Regions from separate parts of the Homo sapiens genome. Here all the other regions are linked to region 1. Evidence: read pairs that join two places in POLR2A ChIA-PET (ENCODE). Cell type or tissue: GM12878. All regions are shown on one strand.

The links. Peaks named below come from ENCODE experiments on the same cell type or tissue, not always from the same donor. Only the 100,000 strongest peaks of a DNase experiment are listed, where the experiment ranks them.
Region 2: POLR2A ChIA-PET joins it to region 1 with 9 read pairs; 1 of 35 experiments calls an interaction of 5 or more read pairs at or near these places.
Region 3: POLR2A ChIA-PET joins it to region 1 with 7 read pairs; 6 of 35 experiments call an interaction of 5 or more read pairs at or near these places.

Annotation. Positions count from the first base shown.
Region 1 is chr3:57,669,271-57,674,270 of GRCh38, forward strand. It overlaps DENND6A (DENN domain containing 6A), which reads right to left. Exons shown (of 20, transcript NM_152678.3): 2 at 3,130-3,168; 3 at 2,986-3,028. Among named protein-coding and RNA genes, the nearest start is that of DENND6A, 21 kb to the right of the region's middle. In GM12878, no CTCF peak of the experiment used is centred here; a DNase peak (open chromatin) is centred at 2,341; H3K4me3 peaks cover 788 bases; H3K27ac peaks cover 1,957 bases.
Region 2 is chr3:56,627,032-56,632,031 of GRCh38, forward strand. It overlaps TASOR (transcription activation suppressor), which reads right to left. Exons shown (of 24, transcript NM_001365635.2): 19 at 1,461-1,583; 20 at 551-710; 21 at 6-114. Among named protein-coding and RNA genes, the nearest start is that of TASOR, 54 kb to the right of the region's middle. In GM12878, no CTCF peak of the experiment used is centred here; a DNase peak (open chromatin) is centred at 2,285.
Region 3 is chr3:57,797,052-57,802,051 of GRCh38, forward strand. The region is part of intron 2 of SLMAP (sarcolemma associated protein); the gene reads left to right. It also overlaps the pseudogene PDHA1P1. Among named protein-coding and RNA genes, the nearest start is that of SLMAP, 43 kb to the left of the region's middle. In GM12878, no CTCF peak of the experiment used is centred here; no DNase peak of the experiment used is centred here.

The sequences.
Region 1 (5,000 bases):
GCTACCTAGGACAATGATGATCTGTTAAGACAGCAAAGTGCCTGCTTTCAGGTCTTTTGTAGATTTTCCTTGTACCAACCATACTTCAAGTCACAAGAACCACACTTCATTTGATGTGCAGCACATAAAAAAAGCATTAAATAATATCTATGAGAAAAAAATCAGTCAGGCGTGGTAGCTCACACCTCTAATCTCAGCACTTTGGGAGGCGGAGGTGAGCGGATCACAAGGTCAGGAGATCAAGACCATCCTGGCTAACACAGTGAAACCCCATCTCTACTAAAAATGCAAAAAATTAGCCAGGCGTGGTGGTGGGCACCTGTAGTCCCAGCTACTCGGGAGGCTGAGGCAGGAGAATGGCGTGAACCCGGGAGGCAGAGCTTGCAGTGAGTGGAGATCGCGCCACTGCGCTCCAGCCTGGGCAACAGAGCGAGACTCCATCTCAAAAAAAAAGAAAAGAAAAAAAATCAGCCGGGTGCAGTGGTTCACACCTGTAATCCCAGCACTTTGGAAGCCTGAGGCAGGCGAATCACTTGAGGTCGGGAGTTCATGACCAGCCTGGCCAACACAGTGAAACCCCATCTCTACTAAACATACAAAAATTAGCCAGGCATGGTGGCAGGCAAAGGTGTCCCAGCTACTTGGGAGGCTGAGGCAGGAGAATCACTTGAACTGGGAGGCGGAGGTTGCAGTGAGCTGCGATCGTGCCACTGCACTCCAGCCTGGGTGACAGAGCAAAACTCCATCTCAAAAAAAAAAAAAAAAAAGAAAAAAGAAAAAAAAAATCTGTAGGTCATTCATAAGCCAAAAGTACTTAAAAATTTTTTTGATAATGACACATGCAGAGGCTATAAAACTAGATATAGGCTATCTAAACACCACAGAATTAACTTCTTAGCCTTGATGTATGCATGCGGGGGACTTTTCCTCTACCATCTTAGGTTCACTAACTGGGGCCTGTGAAATAAACAGACAACAGATTAACGAGAAAAGATTTAGTTCGAATGCATACAAAGGCTTCAGAGAAAAAAAGTAAAAACCCAAAGAGGTGGTTAAACTTGGGAGCTTAGATACCATTTTAACAAAAGAAACTAAAATGCAGACAAAGGAAAAAGGATTTGGACTTCTAGGGGTGGTAATCTGTGGGAAGGTAAACATATGGGTAAAACTAATGAAAGATAAGGGTTATTTTAGCAAGGCTTATTTATGCAGAATTAAGCTGGTACCATCTCCAGTGATAAAGAGTTTTCTCTGGTGATTCAGAATTTTCTCCTCTTCCTGGTATGGGAAAGGGAAGGGGTGACACCTTCACAAAAGGAAATGTATGTCCTGCTTTTAGGCATATAGGGGGAGGGTAAAGGGCTCTTTTTGCATCTGCTGTTTCTCAGTTGCCTTCAACTCAAAATAATTCTTAAGCCAAAGTGGTATATTTGGGGGTGGTATATTCTGATCCCCTTCATGCTCATATAGAGAAGTGAAAAAGAGAGAGGAGCCATGACAACCAGCTATGATCTGAAAGAGAAGAGCATCCAGCATAATTCACTGGGATTCCATGCAGAAAGTCAGTTCATTCTGCAATCCATACAACTCAGCTTACTCTGAGACCTGGAAATCTAACCCATCACAGTATATAAGAAGTGTATGTACAGATTTTATAAGAAAAATGTTAACTGAAATGAAGATACATTCCTACAAGACCTCTGCATCATTATTTCATAAATGGGTCAAAAACACCAAAATAATTCCAGGTCAGAAAAAACCCCTTACTGGGATCTCTAAAAGGCAGTATCTAATTTACCAAGATACCACTTTTCTTTCATATAGTTCACCAAAGCTGAGTTCCAAATGGATAGGAAAAAAATTCTGGAAGCATTTATACAGAAAGGAGAAAATGCTAAAAAAAATTTTGTTTAACTGTCAAATCTCTCAAATCAGATTAAATGAACTAACTAGCACAATATTAGAAGTAACCGGCCGGGTGTGGTGGCTCACGCCTGTAATCCCAGGACTTTGGGAGGCCGAGGTGGGCAGATCACGAGGTCAAGAGATCGAGACCATCCTGGCTAACATGGTGAAACCCCGTCTCTACTAAAAATACAAAAACAAAAAATTAGCCGGGACTGGTGGCAGGCGCCTGTGGTCCCAGCTACTCGGGAGGCTGAGGTGAGAGAATGGTGTGAACCCGGGAGGCGGAGCTTGCAGTGAGCTGAGATCGCGTCACTGCACTCCAGCCTGGGTGACAGAGCGAGACTCCATCTCAAAAAAAAAAAAAGGAAGTAACCACAAAAGGAAAGAAAACTAGACTGTCTCTGCTATAGGGTTATAACTGTGTGTGGCCTGAGAAGCTAAATGTTTTGGTCACTATAAGCCAAGAAAAGCTAGTTTGAAAGTGAAACACAAGAGGTAACCTGAAGGATGTCAACGATTAGGACCACACAAAAGGAAGAGCTTGAAAGAGACTAACAAAACCAAGCTCAACAATAAACAGACCCTTGTATGTTTTTTTCTATACACCAAGCACTACGCCAAGGCTTTACCTATATTAACCCATATAAACTACTGCACGTAACTTATGGCCTTGCTTCCTAACCAAATTTATCCTGGCTTTTTTTAGGTTCACTGCTTTTACAGAGTTCCTGGTAAGCTCCCAAATTCTGAACTGAAAGTAAACTACATACTATATAAACTATTTAATACATACTCCACGAATCCCAAATATACCAATGTCGCTGATTTTCAACCTCTTCACTATTTTAAGAGTTTATTGTTCCTTGATGGTTTACCTCATCACACCATAACAGTTATTTTAAGAGTTGAAGCTACTAAAATCAACGATGACATGACTAGGCATCATTAAAATAGGAATAAAAATCATTGATCTGTTTGCAATCTAATATGCTATTTCAATCAATTTTCATACATTAACAGTATAACCAGTATTCTTAGTATAAAATTAAACAGAAACACTGTATGAAAAACAGTTACCTGAATTTGAATCTGGAAAAGACAAATAGCAAATATTGGTTTTCTGAAAAAGAAAACAAAAGTGATGTATGCTGACACATACATAATCAATAAAAACAAACAGAAATATAACAGTAAACTATACAGAGCAGTATTTTTACTTACTTCTCTGTCAGTAAGTTTGGAATGCTGAGGATAAATTACCTGGAAGAAAAGAGTTAAATTTTGTTAAACATATTATAAACATTAGTTATAAACATATTATAGGCCAGGCACGGTGGCTCACGCTGGTAATCCCAGCACTTTGGGAGCCCAAGGCAGGCGGATCACTTGAGGTCAGGTGTTTAAGACCAACCTGGCCAACATGCCGAAACCCCGTCTCTACTAAAATTACAAAAATTAGCCAGGTGTGGTGGCATGCACCTGTAGTCCCACCTACTCGGGAGGCTGAGGCAGGAGGATCACTTGAACCCGGGAGACAGAGATCGTAGTAAGCCGAGATCATGCCACTGCACTCCAGCCTGGGTGACAGAGCAAGACCCCGTCTCAAATCAAACAAACAAACAAAAAAATATATATATATAACATTAGTCTAAAATAGTAGTTGGTTATGGTCAAATCACTTTCAGAAATAGTTCACAGATGCACGGATAAAGAAAATGCAGTACATATACATAATGGGATATTATTCAGCCATTAAAAAAATGAAATCCAGGCCAGGCATATTGGCTCACACCTGTAATCTCAGCACTTTGGGAGGCTGAGACGTGCAGAGTTCAATACCAGCCTGGTCAACATGATGAAACCCCATCTCTACTAAAATACAAAAATTAGCTGGGTGTGGTGGCTCATGCTTGTAATCCCAGCTACTCGGGAGCCTGAGACATGAGAATCACTTGAACCCAGGAGACGGAGGTTGCAGTGAGCTGAGATTACGCCACTGCACTCCAGCCTGGGCGACAGAATGACATTTCGTATCAAAAAAAAAAAAAAAAAAAGAAAGAAAAAGAAAAAAAAAAAATAATGAAATCCTGTCATTTGCAACAGCATGGGTAGAACTGTTAAGTGAAATAAGCCAGGCACAGAAAGACAAATATCACATGTTCTCACTCATATGTAAGGGCTAAAAAGAGGAACTCACAGAGATAGAAAATAGAATAATGATGGTAAGTTACCAGAGGCTGGGAAGAGTAGTAAGAGTTTGAGAGGGGGGAATAAAGAACGGTTAAGGGCTACAAAAATACAATTAGATAGAAGGAATAAGATCTAGTGTTTGGTAGCACAATAGGACAACCACAGTTAAAAATAATTTATTGTGTATTTCAAAATCACTAAAGAGTAGAACTGGAATGTTCCCAACACAAAGAAATGATAAATGCTTGAAGTGATGGATATCCCAATAACTCTATTTGATCATTATACATTGCATGTCTGCATCAAAATATCACATGTACCCCATATATATGTGCAACTATTATATATCCACAATAATGAAGTTTTTTTTGTGCTTTTTTTGTTTTTGTTTTTGAGAAGGAGTTTCACTCTTGTTGCCCAGGCTTGAGTGCAATGGTGTGATCTTGGCTTACTGTAACCTCCACCTCCCAGGTTCAAGTGATTCTTCCCCTCCCGGGTTCAAGCAAATCTCCTGCCTCAGCCTCCTGAGTAGCTGGAATTACAGGCATGTGCCACCACACCCAGCCAATTTTGTATTTTTAGTAGAGATGAGGATTTCACCATGTTGGTCAGGGTGGTCTCGAAATCCTGACCTCAGGTGATCCACCTGCCTTGGCCTCCCAAAGTGCTGGGATTTCAGGCGTGAGCCACCGTGCCCAGTCAAGAATATTTTTTTAAAAATACTGGGAAGCCGGCCGGGTGCAGTGGCTCACGCCTGTAATCCCAGCACTTTGGGAGGCTGAGGTGGGAGGATCACGAGGGCAGGAGATCGAGACCATACGGTGAAACCCCGTCTCTACTAAAAATACAAAAAAATTAGCTGGGCGTGGTGGCGTGTGCCTGTAGTCCCAGCTGCTGGGGAA
Region 2 (5,000 bases), 1.0 Mb before region 1:
CTTACCTGCCTAGTTCCTTTAGTTTCTTCTGAAATTTACAGTGGACTTTCCATTGCCATTTTCCTTCTGGAGTACTAAGTTCCTCAAGGAATGTCAAAAAATTTTTAAGGTTCTCTGTTAGAGATAATGAAGTTTGTTTTTAATTCAATAAATAATCATTCCATAAGTGAATTATGAAAGAAGTGTTTTTTCATATTATGTAGAAACACCTACTTTCCTATGTACTATTTTCATTTCTCTTTGTCTAAGGGAGACAGATCTATACATGCCTAAAGCTCTAATAATATAACATCTACACATAAAAAAGAACATGTTGATGACAGTAATACAAGAAGTGATTCAACTGCAGCAGGGGCAGACAGCCTTGCTTTACACCACATTTAGAGGATATTATTGGTCTAAGAGAAGGAGAAAGAAATTTGAGGTAATAAAAGCTCAAGAAAAGACTGAAATGTACTAGTTATCTGTGAATGGCAGAATAAATGGACAGTACATTAAAAAGTATGAGAGTCAGAAGAGGAGTTACGTGCTCAAAAGAACATCATCTTACCAACTGTGACAACCTCTGGGTTTAGAATTGATTCATCAGATACGATAAAACCTCCAGATACAAATAATTCATTGTATGTATGATTTTTAACATCATCCAGGCTATCAACACCAGCAAAACTAACACAGGGGAGCTTCTTTAAAGTCACCAAGCCAGGTATCTGTTTAAATCCCAAAACAAAAAGAGAAACAGATGGAGGGAATGAATTGACAGACTCAAGTGTGAAGGAACCTACAAGAAGTCTAACAGAATGCATTATGGCTCATCTATATTAGTGGATTACCTCTGGAAAGCCACACAAATAATATTCCCAACATTATTTCCCAATATATAAACCAACATTTATGTACTGGGACCTACCACAGACGACTAAGGAAAAGGAGCTTACAATAGACCTGAAAACACAAAATGGACAAAAGCTGACCTCTCTATAACCTGTGAGTACAGTCAGAATTCAGACGAAGGCAAAAGCCTATGTGCTCGAACAGTCAATCAGGAAAGACGTCCAAGATGTAGGATGGAGATAGGGCTCCTAAGACTAGATGGGATACCTCAAAATTTAAGGGAAAAGGGGACTGGTCTGGCAAAGATGGAGCACAAATAGGTTTTTCCTAGGACATACAAATGAAGATGAAAACATTATGTAGTCAGTCAGCAGACCCAATGGCATTCAAGGATTCAGTACTCTTATTAGTCTTGACTACCTGAGTGACAGGGAAGATCTGTGATGTGCAGCAATTTAAAATTTTGCATAGGTACAAACTTGAATCTCACAAGCTGATTCACAGATGGGTCCTTAAGTTTAATCTCCTTTAAAGCTTATTTTAAAAACACTAGTCTGGCAGACAGTAAGATTTTAAAATAAGGGAGTTTTTAAAACCAAAGTAGTGAATTTGACTTAATAGTCTACCTTGTGAATGAAACCTGCAATGTCTTCATTTTGAATAATAATCAATAGTTTATCTAATTTTGATCTTCTTTCCAAAAACTGTTCAGGATGACATTCTGTATTGCCTAATTTGATAAGATATTCCTGTTAAAGAAAAACAACTAAATCAATATTAAAATACTTCTTTGTAAACATCAATTTAACACCAGAAATGCAAGATAAACTGATAAGCTTAACTACTACCATGACATTATTAACAATGAATGAACTTACACTCTAAGAGACCATCAAATCCTTTTTTTTTTTCTTTGAGACAGGGTCTCACCATTGCCCAGGCTGGAGTATAGCAGCATGATCACAGCTCACTGCAGCCTTGACCTCCCAGGCTCAAGCCACCCTCCCACCTCAGCCTCCTGAATACATGGATGGCACTAGGCTCGCACCACCATACCAGGCTAATTTTTTTTTTTTTTTTTTTTTTTGTAAGAGACAGAGTCTTGCTGTGTTGCCCAAGCTGGTCTTAAATTCCTGGGCTCGAGTGATCCTCCTGCCTTGGCCGCCCAAAGTGCTGGGATTACAGGCGTGAGCCACTGCACATGGCCCAAATCCACTTTTCTTTTCTAGAAGAGGAATCTAAAGGTCAGAGCTTCACCAATCACATAGTCACAATGTTACAGAGCTTCACCAATCACACAGTCACAATGTTACAGCACTATGCAAAGCCAGCCAAGTAACAGTGTGAGTTAACAGAAAGAACTGTTAATTAGGCCAGGTTCTTAACCCAGCTCCTTTAGTTATTATAGAGGTTAATGATTAGACTCTAGGTTGACTATAATATCCTATGAGAAACACTTTAAGGCAACCTAGAGTCTAATCATTAACCACTCCCTAGCTCACCTTTTCCTTTCCATTCTAAGTAGGCCCTTGGTTATTTGCAGCAGTATTAACTGGGATAAACGCCTTCAGAGTTAAGAACTTTCACAACCATAGCTCTAATTCACAACAGCTAAAAAAGCATTTATATAGAGCTTCATTATGTACAATGGTATTCACATACAAATTAGCCATTTCTGTCAAGTTTCTGTCTTCAAAGTAGACTTTCCCAACTAGTAACTCTTCCTCCATGCTGGTGAACATGGTACTGCCTTTCACAGGACACAGGCAGACTTTCATGCAGAGTTCCCTTTGCTCTCTGCTTGCTGGTGGAATCCTGAACACTGAAGCAAACTGCAGGATCCTGGAGGTCATATTCCTCATTTCAGAGATTACTTTTAATGTCAGCACAGCTGGTCAGACAGCTATAATAAAAACCCAGCTTACCTGACAACCAGTCTGCTGCTCTTTCAACCTGAAGTGTTACCCCAAAGAGGATGCTGTTGTGCTAAAGCAGCACCTTCTACACTGATTTTGATCCAATCTCTGGAACTTTTGGGCAGATCTCAGACCAGCTTAGTCAGTTAATGAAAAGGTAAATTACCATCTGACATGCCTGCTGGTAATTTTTTTTTTTTTTGAGATGGAGTCTCGCTCTGTCACCCAGGCTGCAGTGCAGTGGCGCTATCTCGGCTCACTGCAAGCTCTGCCTCCTGGGTTCACACCATTCTCCTGCCTCAGCCTCCCAAGTAGCTGGGACTACAGGCACCCACCACCATGCCTGGCTAATTTTTTGTATTTTTAGTAGAGACGGGGTTTCACCATGTCAATCAGGATGGTCCCAATCTCCTGACCTCGTGATCTGCCCGCCTCAGCCTCCCTGCTGGTAATCTTTGATGTCTTCTTACATTAAGAAGCTTTAAGCTCATTTTAAATAAGACAGTTTAATTCACATAATAAATCAGTTTGACTCCAGAAATATATAAAGTTTACATTTTTATTCATAAAGTCTTTTACTGTAGTATTTTTGCTGGAATATTTCCAATGGATACTGATTAAAAGAATTAAAGTTTCAATCTGGTTTTCTATCAGATTCGTAAAACAAAGAATGCTCTTTTATTCTATATAAATGACAGAAATGACTTATTCTATGCCAGATAAATTAAAAGCACAATTAATTAGGAAATGCATCTCCTATCCCCTTAATCTAAATGTAACGGCTGGGTGCGATGGCTCACGCCTGTAATCCCAGTACTTTGGGAGGCCAAGGCGGGCACATCACCTAAGGTCAGGAGTTCGAGACCAGCCTGGCCAACATGGTGAAACCCTGTCTCTACTAAAAATACAAAAAATTAGCTGGGAGTGGTGGCGGGTGCCTGCAATCCCAGCTATTTGGGAGGATGAGGCAGGAGAATTGCTTGACCCCAGAAGGCGGAGGTTGCAGTGAGCCAAGATAGTGCCATTACACTCCACCCTGGGCAACAAGAGCAAAACTCCGTCTCAATAAATAAATAAATTTTTTAAAATGTCAAATAGGTATGTGTTACAAATCCTTTTAAAAAAAGGAGCGGGGGGGTGGGGGGTGGGGGGTGCGGGGATGGAGGAAGTTGGAGTTATGCTAAGCACACCGGGAACTGTGCCCAACCTATTCTCTCATCTAACCCCAAACCAATATGCAGCTAGCTATGCCCCCAAAGAGTACTGTGCTAGGGAACTTGTTGCTGGCTGGTGGGGAAAAGTTGAGAAACTCTACATTCAGTCATGTAGGGCAAAAATGCAACCAAGGAATTCCTAGAAGTCTTATTTCATTTTCCCAAGAAACCATTAGCAATCAGTAAGGAAAGCCCAACACAGTACTCTGACTCATGTAATTTCTATGTTCTTCAGGTCTTGACCAGGTAACATCACACAAAACATGCTGACCTCAGAGATCCCCAAACTTACAGAAGGCTTAGGACATGTTAGTAGCTATAAAGCCCATGGTCCCTCTGCTTCCTCTAATGAAATTCCAGTCATGGTAAGTAAACTCCATAAATGAGAGCAGGCATTTATTTCAAAATCCTAGGCATTCCCTTGAGGAATTAAAATCCCATAATTTATGATTAATTTTACTATTATACCACTAATGTAATTGCTCCAATGTGTTACCATTTACCTACCTACTGGTAACAAACTTACGTATCTATGTCTAAACATACAGACACACAGAAAGGCGTGTGTGTGTGTGTCTGTGTTTTTTTGTTTTTTTTTTTTTTTTTGAGATGGAGTCTTGCTCTGTCGCCCAGGCTGGAGTGCACTGGCGTGATCTCGGCTCACTGCAAGCTCCGCCTCCCGGATTCACCCCATTCTCCTGCCTCAGCCTCCTGAGTAGCTGGGACTACAGGCGCCTGCCCCCATGCCCGGCTAATTTTTTGTACTTTAGTACAGACGGGGTTTTCACCATGTTAGCCAGGATGGTCTCAATCTCCTGAACTCGTGATCCACCCGTCTTGGCCTCCCAAAGTGCTGGGATTACAGGCGTGAGCCACCACGCCCAGCCATCTGTGTGTGTGTTTAAACCAACTATCTAAAATATTAGTCTGCAGCTTCGGTAGAAAAAATACACCTCACAATGAGAAATCTTTCATGACTGAGGAGTCTTTCAAGATTATCAAGTTTCTTGATCAATAAAGGCTAAAGGGAATGTTA
Region 3 (5,000 bases), 130 kb after region 1:
TGTGCCTATAGTCCCAGCTACATGGGAGGCTGAAGCAGAAGGATCACTTGAGCCCAGGAGTTGGAGGTTACAGTGAGCTATGATTGTACCACTGCCCTCCAGCCTGGGTGACAGAGTGAGATCCTGTATCTTAAAAAAAAAAAAAAAAAAAAGCCAGGTGTGGTGGCTCACGCCTGTAATCCCAGTACTTTGGGAGGCTGAGGCAGGCGGATCACCTGAGGTCGGGAGTTTGAGACCAGCCTGACCAACATGGAGAAACCTTGTCTCTACTAAAAATACAAAATTAGCCAGGCGTGGTGGTGGGTGCCTGTAATCCCATCTACTTGGGAGCCTGAGGCAGGAGAATCGCTTGAACCCGGGAGGTGGAGGTTGCAGTGAGCTAAGATCGCGCCATTGCACTCCAGCCTGGGCAACAAGAATGAAACTCCATCTCAAAAAAAAAAAAAAAGTACGAGGCAGGAGAGTGGAATGTTAGTCGTGTAATGCATATAAAGCAATATGTTAAACTGTTGATGTGGTTATTCTTGGAAGCTGGGAGGTGTTATTTCAATTTTCTTCTGTACTTTATTATATTCTTCTGATTTCAATAAGTATTTTATACTTGGAAAAACAAAATAAATTATTTTTGAAAAAGATTAAATGAAAAGCCTCATAATGTGAATAGGAAACCTGAGTTTAGTACCAGTTATGTTATTAAATAGTTAGAAACCTTGGATTAATTTTATCTCTTCCTTGAGGAGCACAGTTTGCTTATCTGCAAAGTGATGAGTTGGGCTAAAATAGACAGTATGGTAGAGCGGTAAAGATCTGGAAGTCAGGAGTGAGGAATTAGGGATGACAGCTGTGGAGGTCACTGCAATGGGTTCATATCCTGGTTTCACCTCTTATTACCTTGGTGACTTTTGGCAAGAAATTTAGCTTCATTGTGCCTCAGGTTGTTTTTCATTTGTAAAGTGCAGATAATAATAATACCTCATATGGGGCTGTGAAAATTAAATGAGTTAATATATGTGAAGGCATACATGGCATGGCACACGGTAAAGACTAAATAAATGTTAACTAATTTTATTGGTATGTAAGCTCCTTTCTAAGCAGTCATTTATTACCAAGAATATTTTTAGTGAGGTGGGTGGTTTCTTAAATTTGTCTGTCATTTGAAAGTTTAACTAATTTTTTATTTAGGTATTTTCAGGATTGCTGAAGCTGTCTGTTTGTGAAGTAGAATATTTTGGACTTTGGACTTGCTTTGTTTACTTGTCTTGTTCTTATATAGGCGGCTGCTTTGGGGCCCTAAGTTACCTCATTGATGAGGGTATTTTGTAGTCCTTTTTAGCACTAAAAATCTCATACTTGATTTTCTAGAGTGTTTTCTGACTCTCTTTGTTTTGAAACTAATGTTGTATGCAGCTTAATCTAAGTTGCATGGGCTGTTAGGTTGTAGCTATTTTTCCTCAACTGATGTTTTAATTTTAAATTTAGGAAATGGCATAAAACCCAAGAGAATATATATTATAGCTCAGTTGACTAGCCTATTCTAGGAAAAGCTAACATTATGACATAAACTCAGCTAAAAGTTGGTAAAGCATGACCTCTAGTTTAACTCAATTGATGCATAGATGTTATTTAACTTAATCCCAGAAAGAGAAATGTAGCCAAATGCTGTTAAGAGATAAATCTGAAAATCACTTTCAGAGTCAGCAACCATATTGAAATTCACTTTTGGAACTCTGAACAAAGACTGCAGAAGTGTTACTTTTATAATATTATTTTATTTCACTGTCTATATGAGATAAGTCTTCAGTGAATACTGACTCAGTTATTGTATTGCTTTGGAAATGTTGTCGGTGAGCAAGTCACTCTAGAGTACTTCACTCAGTTTATAGTTGCAGTCATAATAAAAATGATTATATTATTTCCTTATGGGGTAAGAATGGAAATTATATTTTAATATATTTAATATTAGATCTTCAGAAGCTCTCCCCATCTCTGCATGATGTAGCTGCAGAAGCAGCCCAATGCAGGAGTCCAGTCATCATTTCTGTGTTAAGAGTGTAAGTTAGAGTAGCATTACCAGGAAGCAAAAGGTAGGAGTTTGCCACAGTTAAGGGATACAATAACTGATGCTAAGGGATACTTATAACAGATGTTAAAGGATATTCTTTGCTAATCGTAATAACTTTTGTTCATTAAATATACCTAGCTAACCCATTACAGGAGAGAGGTAGTGTGTCTTCTGGCTTGACAGTTAGGTAAAGCCAGCCCAAGACAGCTTTGTGACCTACTGATGGAGGAAAAGGCTTTTGCCTTAGGGACTGGATTTTATTTTAGGATGTTGTTTGCCTAAGGTCAAAGAATTACTACCTTATGTGTTGCAGAGATGTAACTCAGTGCCTCCAAATTCCCCACGTTTACTTTTTGTATCTTCTGCTAATAATTTGGGTCCTGTTAATTACTTAGTATTTATATTTCTCTCCACATGTTTTTCTTTCTGAAAGTAAGAATTTATGAGCTTTTCCTTTAAACATTTTGAGCTTTTTGTGTTTGCTGTTTTTATTTTTCAGTTAAAATTTCCATTTTTTAATATATAAGAGGCTGATAACATGTTTGCTTCTGTGGAGGAAAATGGGGAAGCTCTGGAACATCAGGATGATGTATTTTTTTTATTGCACCACTGGACCTTTGGAACTCATTAAATTTTTTTCCCAACTTTTAAAACTTTATTTTATGCCATAGTACAAACATATTCGCGAGCTTTTTGGTTTGCTTGTTTGTTTTAACAAAGTTAAGAATACAGAGTTTCTTACAGTTGACCATGGATGTTCCATTGAGGCATAATAGTAAATTTACAGTATCCCCTTAAAATGATCTGATTCTACTCTGGAGGCTATGGCAGGGGGATTGCATGAGCCCAGAGATTTGAGGTTACAGTGAGCTGTGATTGCACCACTGCAATCCAGCCTGGGCAACAGAGTAAGACCCTGTCTTAAAAAAAATAAAAATCTACTTAAACTGGATCCACTGATTTACATCATAAACTTCAAAATGCAATAAATGTAACGGCCTAATTCTTCCAAAGGTAGTTTGGGATCAGTTGTATCAACATCGGTTTCCTTTCATTTGTTTTTTGAGACAGAGTCTCGCTCTGTAGCCCAGGCTGGAGTATAGTGGCACCATCTCGGCTCACTGCAACCTCCACCTCCTGGGCTCAAGCGATTTTTCTGCCTCGGCTTCCCAAGTAGCTGGGATTACAGGCATCCACCACCACACCTGGCTAATTTTTGTATTTTTAGTAGAGATGGGGTTTCACCATGTTGGCCAGGCTGGTCTCGAACTCCTGACCTCAGGTGATCTGCCTGCCTTGGCCTCCCAAAATGCTGGGATTACAGTTGTGAGCCACCCTGCCCGGCTGTCCGTTTATTCTTTAACATTGGCAAGATTGCTATTTACCATTTTATCTTTGAGAAGCATAATAGAGTCAGTCCTCTTGCTTCTTGAATTTCTTCTTGTGTACAGCTGACTCCAGGATCACTTACACTGTGCCTTGATAATGGTAAGTCTGCAGCTTCATCAGTATGGTCCCCTTTCCAAATATACAACAGGCAAACTTTGTTGCCTCATGGACACATAGAATATTCATTCTGTCTATCCTTAGTCCAGGTACAAAATTGCCTGTCTTATAGTAATCAGTGCTAGGTGCTGCTGTCTCAACAGATGCTCTTATTCCATAGCAGTTTTATTCTCACAGATGAAAATAGGAGGTAATTTCCACAAAGCGGCTATATTGTAGGCCTCAAATATAAAGTCATTCAGACCTCATCTTTTCCGTTATACTCACAGGCCAAGCCAATACCAGCTCCCAGGAGACCTGAGCTCTGACAATGCCATGGCTCCTGTAGAAGTTCTTGGCATACATATGCATTGATCCTACTTTTCCTTTAGCACAACCTCCTCTTTGTCCTGTAAGCTCTACAAGAATTTCTGGGACAGAAAGTTCATGAGTAAAGCTAAAGCCAGAGCCTAATAGGCTGTGATGAGATGATCTGTGGGATTTATCCTGGCTTCAAGTCCTTCCCCTCCTTCTCATCCCAGCAGTCTTCCTGACATCACAAAAATGACAGAAATGTGAATAATTTCTGTCATTTTTGGTGACAATATATAGCAAATCAGCTATATACAGAAATAAATATAGCAAATCTGTATAAACAGAAAGGTCCATTTTTAAATTCCATTTGATGAACAGTCTGCGTCATCCTGTAATATTTGAGTCCGTCTTCCCTGGTGAGTACTATTGTGATAGGCGAGCCCTCTTCCAGCCATTGAGGTTACATTTCTTAATTTCAAGTTTGCCTCATTTGCAAAATTACAGAATGCTACCAGCACTCTGCTAGCTGGCTTCTGGGTGAGCCCACCACACAGGGTGAGATGGAGGTGGGCATCTTCCTCTCTAATGCAAGCAGCAGTGGCCAGGATGTTATTATACTCTGCACCAGGCTGCAGGCCCACAGACATTTTTTAAGGGAACATAATATTCATGGATAGGCTGTAATCTTCTTATCCATTCTTCCATTGTTGAATATGTACTGTTTTTCCTGTTTTTTTTTTTTTAACTATTATAAATCATGCTTTGCTCAGTATCTTAATACCGTGATCTTTATTCATTTTTTAAATTATTTCTTTAGGGTAGATTCTCAGAAGTAGATCAAAGGGCACATTTTTAATGCTCTCTTGGTATGCCTTGCCAAACTACTTTCCAGTAGTTTGTGCCAGTTGGCACAACAGGTTGTGCCAATTTGCATTCTCATGATGATCAGCTTGTGAAAAGTTTCTTTTATGGTACTCTTGGAAGCACTGAATATTTATTATTTAAAATACTTTTTGCTACATTTGACAGTAACAAACTGAATCCTTTAAATTTTTATATTTCAAGGTTATTTAAAATATGTGTATGTGTATATTTATATTTTGTTGTTTTTATCCTTCCTCTGTTCATTGGCTTCTTA